Linked DNA regions of Homo sapiens: region 2 is linked to region 1. The links are chromatin loops, found by intact Hi-C in ENCODE. Cell type or tissue: sigmoid colon. All regions are shown on one strand. Links, peaks and the distances in the headings refer to the core of each region. The heading gives the core; the rest is flanking DNA.

Region 1 (2,932 bases), core at 266-2,765:
AATTCAAGATAGTTACTGGCTTCTAGACTCTCTATATGCATCTTAGGGAATAAAGAAAGAACACCCCCACACCCCCCCCCACAAAAACTTTGAAAAATTTCAAGTGTTCCAAGTATTAGGAGTTTTTATGTTACCATACATTTTTCTGTAATGATCTCAACTGATCTTACAAGGCAGTTTCAACTTAAATATACTATAAATGTTGATACTTTGTAAAGGGTATGAGCAGGGGCAGGATTACTAGATAAAATATAGGACGTCCAGCTAAATTTAATTTTTACATAAACAATACATAATATTTTAGTATAAATATGCTTCAAATATTGCATAGAATGTAGCAATGCTAAAAGAAAGGATTTTTGGGTTTTTTAACCTGAAATTCAAATTTAACAAGGTGTTCTGTATTTTCACTTGGTAAATCTGGCCATCTTCAGAGTGTGTGTGGTGGGGGTTGGGAGTCGTGATGAATTTGGGAGATATGGCTGGGCAGAGAGGAGAAAGAAGGAGGTCTGAGTGATGGCCGAGATTGGGATAGATGCCCTGTGTGGAACCTATTGAATGGATCCACTTACAAAACTAAAATAAACAGTTTCTAATTGTTACGGCCTAAAAGTAAAAAGTTGTTTATAACCTGTGAGTAGGATCACTTTATGTCAACTTTAAATGATTTTAGAAGCCTGATGTCTGGATCCGGAAGTTGCCCTCCTGGGAAACTCTTTGGACTTGGGTAGTTCTAGCCCTGTGGTTTTTCAGTTGAGTGTCTTATATACAAACTAACCCTTGGTTCAACTGATAAGAAGTTAAACATTTCAGTAAACATGGGATAAAATTTCCCAAGACATCCTTGGGAAAAGGTATTTTTTGGAGGAAAGATCATGTCTAAGGAGGCTTTTATATACATTACACCCTGGAAATTGAAAGACATCTAATTCCCAGAGGTTTCTAGCTCCAGATAACTTGCACAATGCTAAGTTACAAAACCCTATCTGTATGAATGTGACTCAAGCTCATAAAAGTTTCCATCCCATCCAACTGGGGAAGCAACTTCAGAAAGCCTCCTTATTAGCTGCCAAAAATCTTCACCACATACGACCCACCCCCACTTTCTGCTTCTTCCAGGTCATTCACCACTAATGACTGCTATTAATGACTAAGCTATGCCAAAGACAGTATAAGAGGGGGTGGGGGTGGGGGGGGGGGGTTGCAGAGGACAAAAGTAAGCTTTAGGAGTCCCTGTTCTCAAATACATTTCCTTTCCTACTCTTGGACACCATCCTGAATTCCTCCAAGCAGTGCTGTTTAGATGTTTGGATTAGACTCCCAGTTTGCCAACTGCGCATCTGTTTCTCCCCCCACTAAGGGAATCAAGTGCAGGTTGGAAACAGCTCATGGACTATGTAAGAAGACAGGCCCCTGCAAATCAAGGCAGAGCCAAAACCATTAAGTCATTAGGTCTTGTGTTCTCAGGTTTTATAGCGCTCTTATTCACCAGCCATGGTGGAAGCCTTTCTGACGTGCTTCTGACCGCTCAAAGATAAGGTCACATGGCACCTCAGGCCTGTGTAGTGAGCACACAAGGCTCTTTCTTCCTTCCACAGGCAGTGCTGCCTGCGTGATCTGGGCTTATGTAGGAAATGAACTAGATGTTGTGATTTGAGTAGTACTGGGAAATTCTCTCCTTCCTCCTTCCTTTGCCTCCACCCAGCCACCAACTTACCCAAATATTCCAAATATCTTTCAGGTGACTGATATCTGATCCCAAAGCCATCTTGAACTGTCAAGAGTGCAAGTGAAATTCATGTTGGGGGATGTTCACCATTAGTTTAACATGACTCTCCCAGATTAAATGAAAACTCATAGGTTAAGAAAATGGCGACTATAACTCTTAAAGCTGTTGGTGTTTCCTAGAGAATCATCCACTGCCACTTCTTTAATAATTTCAAAATGCCTTACATTTATAAAGTGATCAATAATTATTTGCTTATTTGACAAAAAGAGATATAAAAAGAATGCAATAAAACATGCACTGGTAACCTCTCATATAGGATGGAAGACACATAGGTACTTACTTATTTCCTGACCAAATAAATATCAAGTATGTTATTTGACCAAGTTTGCCCAAAAATCTCTTCCCATTAATGTCTTGCCCTAACTCTCTTAGTGTTTCTGATATCTTTCATGTTCCTCTTAAAGTTTAAACAAACATCTCTGATTGTGTCAGCACCCACATGGGCAAAATAATTTCAAAATTATGTTTTAAAAAAATCTCAAAATTATTATTATTATTATTATTTGAGACAGAGTTTTCGCTCTTGTTGCCCAGGCTGGAGTGCAGTGGTGCGATCTCGGTTCACTGCAATGTCAGCCTCCCGGGTTCAAGCACTTCTCCTGCCTCAGCCTCCCAAGTAGCTGAGATTACAGGCACATACCACCATGCCTGGCTAATTTTTTTGTATTCAAGATTATTTTTTAAAAAACAATTTCAAATTCCTATTTGAGAAACAGAATAAGTTACAGCACACTTAAGGAAAAAACAACAGTAAAGTAGTGGGAGAAGTGGATCTGGAGAGCAGTCTTAGCCCTGCTGCTGCTGCTGCTGCTGCTACTGTTGGTGGTCGTGTAACGTATTGTCTAAACCAGACACTTGTGAGCGTGAAAGGAAGGTGCGAAGGCAAATTAAGCTGCAGCGACAGGAACTCAACAAACGAGGGTGCGAACTCACCCTCCAAGTCAGTTTCTCTCAGAAACTCAGTTTCATGGTCTATGAAATTCAGAGTAAGACAAAATGCAGTTCCTTCAACTCCAAAGCCTTTAGCTGAGAGCCAATTCTCATTTCTTCTTCCTAACTTCACATCTATTTTAAAATAGAAATGCATACTTTGTTTATTCATGTCTCCTCTCACGTCTCTGTTCAATGAACATTTCCGGCCAC
Region 2 (2,932 bases), core at 106-2,605, 77 kb after region 1:
TTCATAACAGAAAAAAACTGGAAACTGCCCATTGTCCATCAATAGAAGGGATAAAAAAACTAATATTTTAATACAATGAAACACTACTCAATAAAAATGTATAAACTCTCAATACATGCAAAAACATGGATAAATCAAAAATATTAAGCTTAACTAAAGAAGCTAGATACAAGAGTAGAACACACTATATGATTCCATTTATATGAAATTCCAGAACATGCAAACAATGCTATAGTGAAAAAGATCAGAATTGTTATTGTCTCTGAGGAATGCAACAGGGAATGACTGGGAATAGACATAATGAAACTTCCTGATATAATAGATATATTCTATAACTTGATAGGGGATTATGTTAGACAGGTGTATGAATTTCTTAAATTTCAGCAATTGTAGCCATAATTGTATATTTTATCATATATGAAGTTTACATCAGAAGTAAAGAATTGTAAAGAAATATTGAACTCTAGTTAATGTTATTCATGCTGAAATATTTAGGTTGAAATGTAGTCATGTCTGTAATTTATTTTGGAATACACAAAATATGATAGATTAATGGATAGATACATATACAATAAGCAAGCATTATAAAACAATAATGGTAGAATCTAGGTGGTGAATATATTCACTATAAACTTCTTTCAACTTTTCTTTATGTTTGAATTGTTTATATTAAAATGTTAGAGAGTAGAAATGGCCATACAAATGTAGTTCTCTTTCAAGACTCTATTTTGTTGGAACATTTCTTTATTTCATTACTTGTTTATCCTTTAGCCAGTGCCACACTTTCTTACTTATTATAGCTTTATATTAAGTTCTTCTCCTTCAAGATTATCTTGACTATTTTTGACCCTTTACTTTTACTATAAATTTTAGAATGAACTTGTCAATTTTCACCATATTTCCTCTGAGATTTTTATTGAAATTGAATTGAATCTATGGATCAATTTATATGGGAAATAAACACCTTTACAATATTGGATCTCCAATCCTGTTCCTCTATTTATTCAGATCTTTTTAATTTATTTTAATAATATTCTGAAGTTCTCAGTACGGTAATCTTAAATGTCTTTTTGATCTTTTTTTCTTAAGTACTTGGAATTGCTTTATTCTATTAAAACATTATTTTTTAATTGATGGTTGTATATAAAAATACAATGAAATGAACCAGAGATCCTTGGAGAAATGCCTAATTCTAGGACTGGAGCATTTTAGAGAGCCAGAAAGTAAGAAAGTGCTCAAAAACAGTACAAAAAATCACACATTGATGAGAGTATGTCAAAGGGACAAAGGTGTCAACTGAAAGAGCTCTCAACAGTCAAAGCTGGAACAATTTGCACAACAAAATAAAACAAAATTGTATTTACTGGATCATAAGCTAAAATATAAAATAAATATCCATGAGTCAATACTGGTATCAATAAATTATTGAATAAATAAATACAGGGAAAAAGACACATCTCTCAAGTAAAAGAGTTAAAAATAATTAAATGGATACCCATCCCTTAACAAAAGGGAGCATAAATTCCCACTTTTTCAGGAGGGGCTGCCCACAGTGACTCCATGTAAAGAGTTTAGTATAGAAGGGGAGGTAGGGCAGAGTAAATGGAAAATCCTGGCAAACATCAGCTCAACCAGGTGATCAAGGTCAACATCAACAGTGATAAATCATGCCGATAGTGTATGCCCTTTAGATGACATGATTTGAATGGCACTCTACCTCTATGGTCTTTCTCCCAAAAAGCCATAACCACAGTCTAGTCATTAAAAAAAATCAAAATCAAACAAATTCCAATAGAGAGGGATTCTACAAAAACCTAACCACTACTTCTCAAAGTGTCAAGGTCATTAAAAACAAGGAAAGTCTAAGAAATTGTCATAGTCAAGAGGAGCCTAAAGAGCCATAACAACTAACTGTAACATGGTATCTTGGATGAGATCCTGTAATAGAAAAAGGGCATTAGATAAAAAACTAAGGAAATCTGAATGAAATGTGGACTTTAGTTGATAACAATGTATAAATATTGGCTTATTAATTGCAATATTAAAGGAACTGTATTTGTTGAACTTGTATCCAGAAACCCTAATAAATTTACTTATTGTTTCATAGATTATCTGTATACTCTTTTGAATTTTCTGTATAGACAATCATGTCATCTGTGAATAATCACAGTTTTATAATTTCCTCTCTAATTCATCTATCTCTTTTTTCCTTGCTTTATTGCTATGGATAGGACCTTCAGTACTACATTTAATAGAAGTGGTGACAGCACCATTTCGTTCCCATATAAAGCAGAAAGTTTTCAACATTTTACCATTAAGAACAATTTTTACTAGAAATTTCCTGTACATACTTTATTACATTAAGGAAATTCCTTTCTATTTCTAGTTAGCTGAGATTTCTTTTTTATCATAAACGTGCTTTCTGCTATACCAATTAATATAGTCATATAATTCTATCTTTGTTTTATTAATGTGGTGAATTATATTGTGTGATTTGTTTTCAAATGTTAAACCAACGTTGCATTGTTTGAATAAACAGCACTTGGTTGTGATATATTATCCTTTTTACAAATCACTAGATTAAGATTTCTAAAGATGTTATTTACTATTTTTATATCCAGATTCATGAGAGGAATCAGCCTATAATTTACCTCTTATATGATTTGTCAAGATTTGGTATCAATACACTGCTAGCTTCATAAAGTAGGTTGGGAATTGTTTCCTGTTTTCCTATTCTTTAACAGCATTTGTATGAGATTGATATTATTTCTTCTTTCAATGTATGTGAGAATTTGCCAGTGAAGCCAACTAGGTGTAGAGACTTCTTTGTGGCAAGGTTTAAATTGCAGATTCAATAGTAGTTATATATCTAGGACTATTTCTATTTTTGATTTCATCTTGTGTCAGGTGGGATATATTGTCCATTTTTAGT

Evidence for each region. Hi-C counts contacts between places; a loop is a spot of excess contacts. Peaks named below come from ENCODE experiments on the same cell type or tissue, not always from the same donor. Only the 100,000 strongest peaks of a DNase experiment are listed, where the experiment ranks them.
Region 2: a loop joins it to region 1, with 3 times the contacts of the local background. A loop is called at or near these places in 3 of 110 quality-filtered maps.

Annotation. Positions count from the first base shown.
Region 1 is chr2:66,887,490-66,890,421 of GRCh38, reverse strand. No RefSeq gene overlaps it. Among named protein-coding and RNA genes, the nearest start is that of LINC01799, 15 kb to the left of the region's middle. In sigmoid colon, for the core only: no CTCF peak of the experiment used is centred there; a DNase peak (open chromatin) is centred at 1,501; H3K27ac peaks cover 519 bases.
Region 2 is chr2:66,810,687-66,813,618 of GRCh38, reverse strand. No RefSeq gene overlaps it. Among named protein-coding and RNA genes, the nearest start is that of LINC01799, 92 kb to the left of the region's middle. In sigmoid colon, for the core only: no CTCF peak of the experiment used is centred there; no DNase peak of the experiment used is centred there.